Linked DNA regions of Homo sapiens: region 1 is linked to region 2. Evidence: chromatin contacts called from ENCODE Hi-C or POLR2A ChIA-PET data. All regions are on one chromosome and are shown on one strand. Each heading gives the region's core, a stretch centred on a gene start or an enhancer-like site at or near the end of the contact. The rest is flanking DNA. Distances are from core to core; before and after follow the strand shown.

The links. Hi-C counts contacts between places; a loop is a spot of excess contacts on that map. ChIA-PET counts read pairs that join two places held with the same protein, here RNA polymerase II (POLR2A). Pooled maps may share reads with other maps.
Region 1: a loop to region 2 is called in a map of esophagus muscularis mucosa, with 2.2 times the contacts of the local background. The contact joins the promoter of COA7 here to the promoter of GPX7 in region 2. A Hi-C loop is called at or near these places in 9 of 168 maps with a recorded cell type or tissue (B cell, CD4-positive, alpha-beta T cell, CD4-positive, alpha-beta memory T cell and 4 more), 3 of 37 single-sample maps with no recorded cell type and 18 of 50 pooled maps. POLR2A ChIA-PET finds 5 or more read pairs at or near these places in 12 of 52 experiments (CD4-positive, alpha-beta T cell, CD8-positive, alpha-beta T cell, GM12878 and 9 more).

Annotation. Positions count from the first base shown.
Region 1 is chr1:52,696,974-52,699,673 of GRCh38, forward strand. COA7 (cytochrome c oxidase assembly factor 7) reads right to left here and starts at 1,374. Exons shown (of 3, transcript NM_023077.3): 1 at 1,248-1,374. The coding sequence starts at 1,353. RefSeq lists a silencer at 1,354-1,493 and an enhancer at 1,544-1,603.
Region 2 is chr1:52,600,934-52,603,633 of GRCh38, forward strand. GPX7 (glutathione peroxidase 7) reads left to right here and starts at 1,438. Exons shown (of 3, transcript NM_015696.5): 1 at 1,438-1,614. The coding sequence starts at 1,477.

The sequences.
Region 1 (2,700 bases), core at 124-2,623, 96 kb after region 2:
TGGTGGGTGCCTGTAATCCCAGCTACTCGGGAGGCTGAGGCAGGAGAATTGCTTTAACCCAGGAGGCAAAGGTTGCAGTGAGCTGAGATCGAGCCATTGTACTCCAGCCTGGGTGACAGAGTGAGACTCAGTCTCAAAAAAACAAAAAAATTAAAAAGTAGGCAGTGTGCAGTGGTTCATGCCTGTAATCAAAGGCGGGAGGATCACTTGAGCCCAGGAGTTGCGACCAGCCTGGACAACGTAGTGACATACTATCTCAAAAAAGAAAGAAAATACAAAAAATAAAAATAAAGCAAGAAGAAGAAAACCACCCAAAGGTATTAGCTGCTCTGGGTGGACCCCTCTGGTCACCACCATCCACCTATACTCTTAAGTCAATTCAATGTTCACACAACACACAGGACACATTTGTGATTCAGGGCGTCTTCGCCAGCTGTTACCTATGGTAAGAACTGCATGGTTCACTCCCTTACCTTCTTCAAGGCTTTATTCAATTGCCACTTTCTCAGTGATCTTCCCTGATCACTCAATTTAAAACTGCCCTCCTGCCCTCCTGACACCCTTCACCCAGTCTTTTTTCCACGGCACTTACTACTTTCTTTTTATTTATTTTTTTTGAGACGGAGTCTCGCTCTGTCGCCCAGGCTGGAGTGCAGTGGCGCGATCTCTGCTCACTGCAAGCTCCGCCTCCCGGGTTCACACCACTCTCCTGCCTCAGCCTCCCGAGTAGCTGGGAATACAGGCGCCTGCCACCACGCCCGGCTAATTTTTTGTATTTTTAGTAGAGACAGGGTTTCACCGTGTTAGCCAGGATGGTTTCGATCTCCTGACCTCGTGATCCACCCGCCTCAGCCTCCCAAAGTGCTGGGATTATAGGCGTGAGCCACGGCTCCCGGCCGGTACTTACTACTTTCGAACACGATTTCATGAATTACCTGAGGCTTATTGCCCGACTCCCCGCACTAGCTTGGAAGCTCCACGAGGGCAGGGAGTTTCATCTGTTCACCGATGGATCCCCAGTCCCTAACCCAAAAGCCCCAGCACGTCTCTTCCTACCCGCCCCGGCCTCCTGGCTCGGTCTTCCCGGGACACATCGCCCTTCCCAACACACGCGGTCACCGCGATCCACAGACCCCGTCCCCCGCCCGCCACGTGATTCCTTCTCCAGCCTCTCAGAGGTCGCAGACCAGACCTCTCCGGGCACGTCCCTCCCCGACGCGTCGCCGGGCTGCGCTGGAGCCGCTCACCGTCCGGGTCCTTCTCGTGGTAGCAGTGGTAGTTGCACTCCACCTCCATGTTCTCCAAAAAGGACTTGACCTGCTCCTCATCCTGGAAGTCCACCATGCCGGCCATGGTTCGCGCCGGCCCAAAGACGGTCACGTGAGCCGGCGGAGGGGGCGGGGCGGGGCGTGGGGCTGACGCCGACGCCAACCGCGGCGCTCTCCCGGGATCCCGGGGCGAGCCAAGCGAGCCTGTGCTTCCCAGCAGCCATCGCGCCGTTAAGGGCGCTGGCAGCCACGCTTCCAGGGCTACCGCCTTCCTGAAACTGGGGGCTGTCTCTCTGCAGCACCTTACCTATGCTCGCTTTGTAGCCTTAGTGATTTTCCACCTGCAGTCATTTATCTATGTATAATCCCTAAGCGCCTACTGTGTGCCTCACCAGTGCATTGTTCTAGGGATATGACAGCTAGGAATATGGTCCCTGCCTTCAAAGAACTTGGAGTTCAATAGGAAGACATTCGCTTATCCATTCAGCAAGCATTTAGAGGAGCTTCTATATGTGCCAGGTGTAGCTGGACAAAGTGCAGTGAGCAGTCTGATTCATCTGTCTTCTTCCCAGACCTGTCTTGGCCACCAACATGAATTACCTAAGCAATGAATGGCTATGGGAGATGTTGACTGGCACACAGTAGCAGTGAAGGGTGTAGCAACGTCACTGTTATAACACCTAGTACTCAAACAGTGCTGAACTTTGTTCCAGGCTCTAAATGCTTTATATGAATTAACTCATTTAATTCTCATTATATATCATGTCACTGTAAAAACACTCACAGTGACACTGTGGGTAGGTATTATTATTATCCCCATTCTACAGATAAGAAAACTAAAGTACAGAGAAATTAAGTAGTTTGTCCAAGGTCACACAGTAAGTGAGGGAGTTGGTATGCAATAATAATTTTTTTTAAAAAAATAAAAGAATGAATGAGGCCGGGCGCGGTGGTTCACGCCTGTAATCCCAGCACTTTGGGAGGCCGAGGTGGGTGGATCACCTGAGGTCAAGAGTTCGAGACCAGCCTGGCCAACCTGGTGAAACTCTGTCTCTACTAACAATACAAAATTAGCAGGGGTCTCTACTAAAAATACAAAATTACAGGGAGCACACCTGTAATCCTAGCTCTTTGGGAGGCTCAGGCAGGAGAATTGCTTTAACCTGGGAGGTGGAGGTTGCAGTGAGCCGAAATTGTGCCATTGCATTCCAGCCTGGGCGACAAGAGCGAAAAAGAATGAATGAGGTAGAAAAGGAACATGTCAAGGAGATGGGGAGGAGGAGAGGAAATTTACCTACATTTTGCTTTGTTTTCCTGCTCCTGTTCCTGCTAAGAATCATCAGTTCCATAAAGCTTAGATGGAAAGTTCTCCTAAGACAGCCACTTCCTATTCGTCTTTTTTTTTTTTTTTTTTGAGACGGAGTTTCGTTCT
Region 2 (2,700 bases), core at 188-2,687:
CACCTTTCCCTCTCATCCTTTGTCCTCTCTGTTCCAACCAAATGAGGCTTCTTTGTTACTCAATGCACCATGTTCCTTTCCCCCCAGGACCTTTGCACTTGTATGTTGCTTCATCCTGACCAATTTCTCCTCATTCTTCAGAGCTCAGCTCAAATCTCCCTTTTTCTGGAAAGCCCTCCATGGCCCTCCAGGCTAGTTTAGGTGGTACTCACCACAACAGTAATTTTAGAGCTATTTATAAATTATTTAATTCCTGTGTCTCCCTGGATAGAGATAATGCCCTCCTGTTCATCCCTGCCTAAGAATCACCTAAAGCAAAACTTGGCATAGAAAAGGTGCTCAGGAAGTTTTTGTTGATGACCACAGGAGTGCTTAGCCCTTACCACATTACATAAAATCTGCAGTTTACCTGGTTTCTCTCACACCAGTCTGTGAGTTTCCAGAAAAAACTCACAGCCTGTGAGTACAGGATCCAGCTCCATGTTTGACATTTCATGGGCTCAACAGGGGTTTTCTGAGCAGGGGGAGACATTGTGATGTGCTGCCCAGATCCCCCATCACTGAGGACTTAGGACAGACACCAGCTGCTAGGAGTGCTGTTAGCACAAAGCCTTTAATGTCAGCTTCTCCACAGACAGGGCCATCTTGGCCCTTGTTGCCCCACTTGCCAGGTGGCCCCACATCCAAGGACTGATAAAGGCAGGATGACCTGGCCATCTTAGCTCATCTGATGGGCTACTCTAGCTCTAGAGTCCCTGTCGAGTCAGCTAAAACTGTCTTGGGGCCTGCATGGAGCTCACTACTTTCCCCCTGTGCCACTCCTGTTCCCTCCCATCCTTCCCACGCCTGTTGATCCCAAGGGTGCTCCCTCATAAACATCCTGCACTCCAATCTCCATCTCAGAATCTGCTTCCAGGAACCTAACCTGCAACAGGCCCACGGTCCTCTCTTCTTCTCCCAGCCATCACTTTCAGGGAACATGCATTCATTCACCTGAAGTTTGCAGGCACCATTCAACTGTTAAAGTGTTTCGCATCCGTTTTTCTATTACTTCCATCCTATACCGACTAGCTCCACTTAACATGTGGAGAAACTGAGGTCGGAGTGGGGGCGTGACCAGGCCAGCCTAAGGCCGCTGCACTAATGAGAAGCTGAGCTCTCAGATTTTTGCCTCCCTGTCCCTGCCAAGTCGCTGTTTCCTGGGACAAGAGGGAGCCTCACTGAAACGAACTCCGGTCTCAGGGGACAGAATCCTGAAACCCTGGCTCTGGGGTCCGGGGCAGGGGTGCGCTGCCTCAGGACAGACGGTGAAACTGAGGTCCAGAGCCGGACATCCACCGCCTGCGGAGGGAACGAGAACGCGGCGCGTCCTGCCTTGCGGGCCGAGCGGCGCCAGAGCCGCCTCCTCCCGCCCCCCGCGCTAGATCCCCCCGCCCCGTCTTTGCCCTCGCGACGCCGCCACCTCCGGAACAAGCCATGGTGGCGGCGACGGTGGCAGCGGCGTGGCTGCTCCTGTGGGCTGCGGCCTGCGCGCAGCAGGAGCAGGACTTCTACGACTTCAAGGCGGTCAACATCCGGGGCAAACTGGTGTCGCTGGAGAAGTACCGCGGATCGGTGAGTGCGCGGGGTCTGGCGGCGCCGCTGGGCCCGGCCTCGCCCTGGCGGGGCCTGCTGGGGACGCCCCGCAGCCCGGTCCCCCGCGCGGTGTGGCTCCGAGGACGCTCCAGCCGCGCGGCCGCCAAACCCCGGCCCCCGCCCCGCTCGGCCGTGACCTCTGGCGCGGCGCCCCCATCCCGCGCCCGGCCCGGCCCGGCCCGCGGCTACGTGGCACGGCCTTGGCGCGGAGGAACCCGAAGCGCTCGCAGTCGGCGCCCACTTCGCTACCGGCACCTTTGGGCAGCGGGGTCCAGACCTTCGCCGGGAGGCCGGGCACCACTGCCCAGCCTTTGCCATTCACGGGTGAAAAAAGTAACCGTAGCATCGTGCGGCCTTTCCCTCTCCCGTCCTCATTTTCTGCATCTGGAACGGGGAGTGGCTGATTCGGAGTCCAGTGAAGAACACTGTGGAGATCAATGTGCAGGGCAGAGAGAGAGTTATTTCAGATGCACGGAGACCTCACACGGATCATCCCTGGGAGAGGGCACAAAGGCCCAGAGAGGGCAGGCATTCGCACAAGGTCACACTACACTAGAAAGACGGGGCCTGGAAGAGAACCCCACCGCCACATCCGGGGTCCTCTCTAGGCCAAGTCCTTAGATGGCAGCTCAGGGGCACACATAAGAGTCATCCAGGCTAATTGCCCCCTCATTACCAAGAGGGAATCTAAGCTCAGAGAAGACTTCGGAGAGGAAGGGTATCTGGGTTGAGTCTTTGAATACGAGTGGATTTTAGCAAGACTAAGAAGCAAACAGCAAGAAGGGGGTGGGGGGGCGCGGGGCCAGGAGTTCCAGCTGTTGTGCTTCAAAGAGTCTAAAGCTGGAGGCTACGAGTGGTGGAAGATGAGGCTGAAACGACTGGCAAGGGAGCAGGCGGGACCTTGAACACTACATTGAGAGGCCTGCATGTCACATTATGTGCAGTGAAGAACTCCCAGAGTGGACCTCTTCAGGATGGACCTGGGGACTGGTGTGAAATGGCTGGGGAGTTGAAATCTAATGAACAGGTGGGCCAGCGTCCAGTTTTGGATGAACCACACAAAAA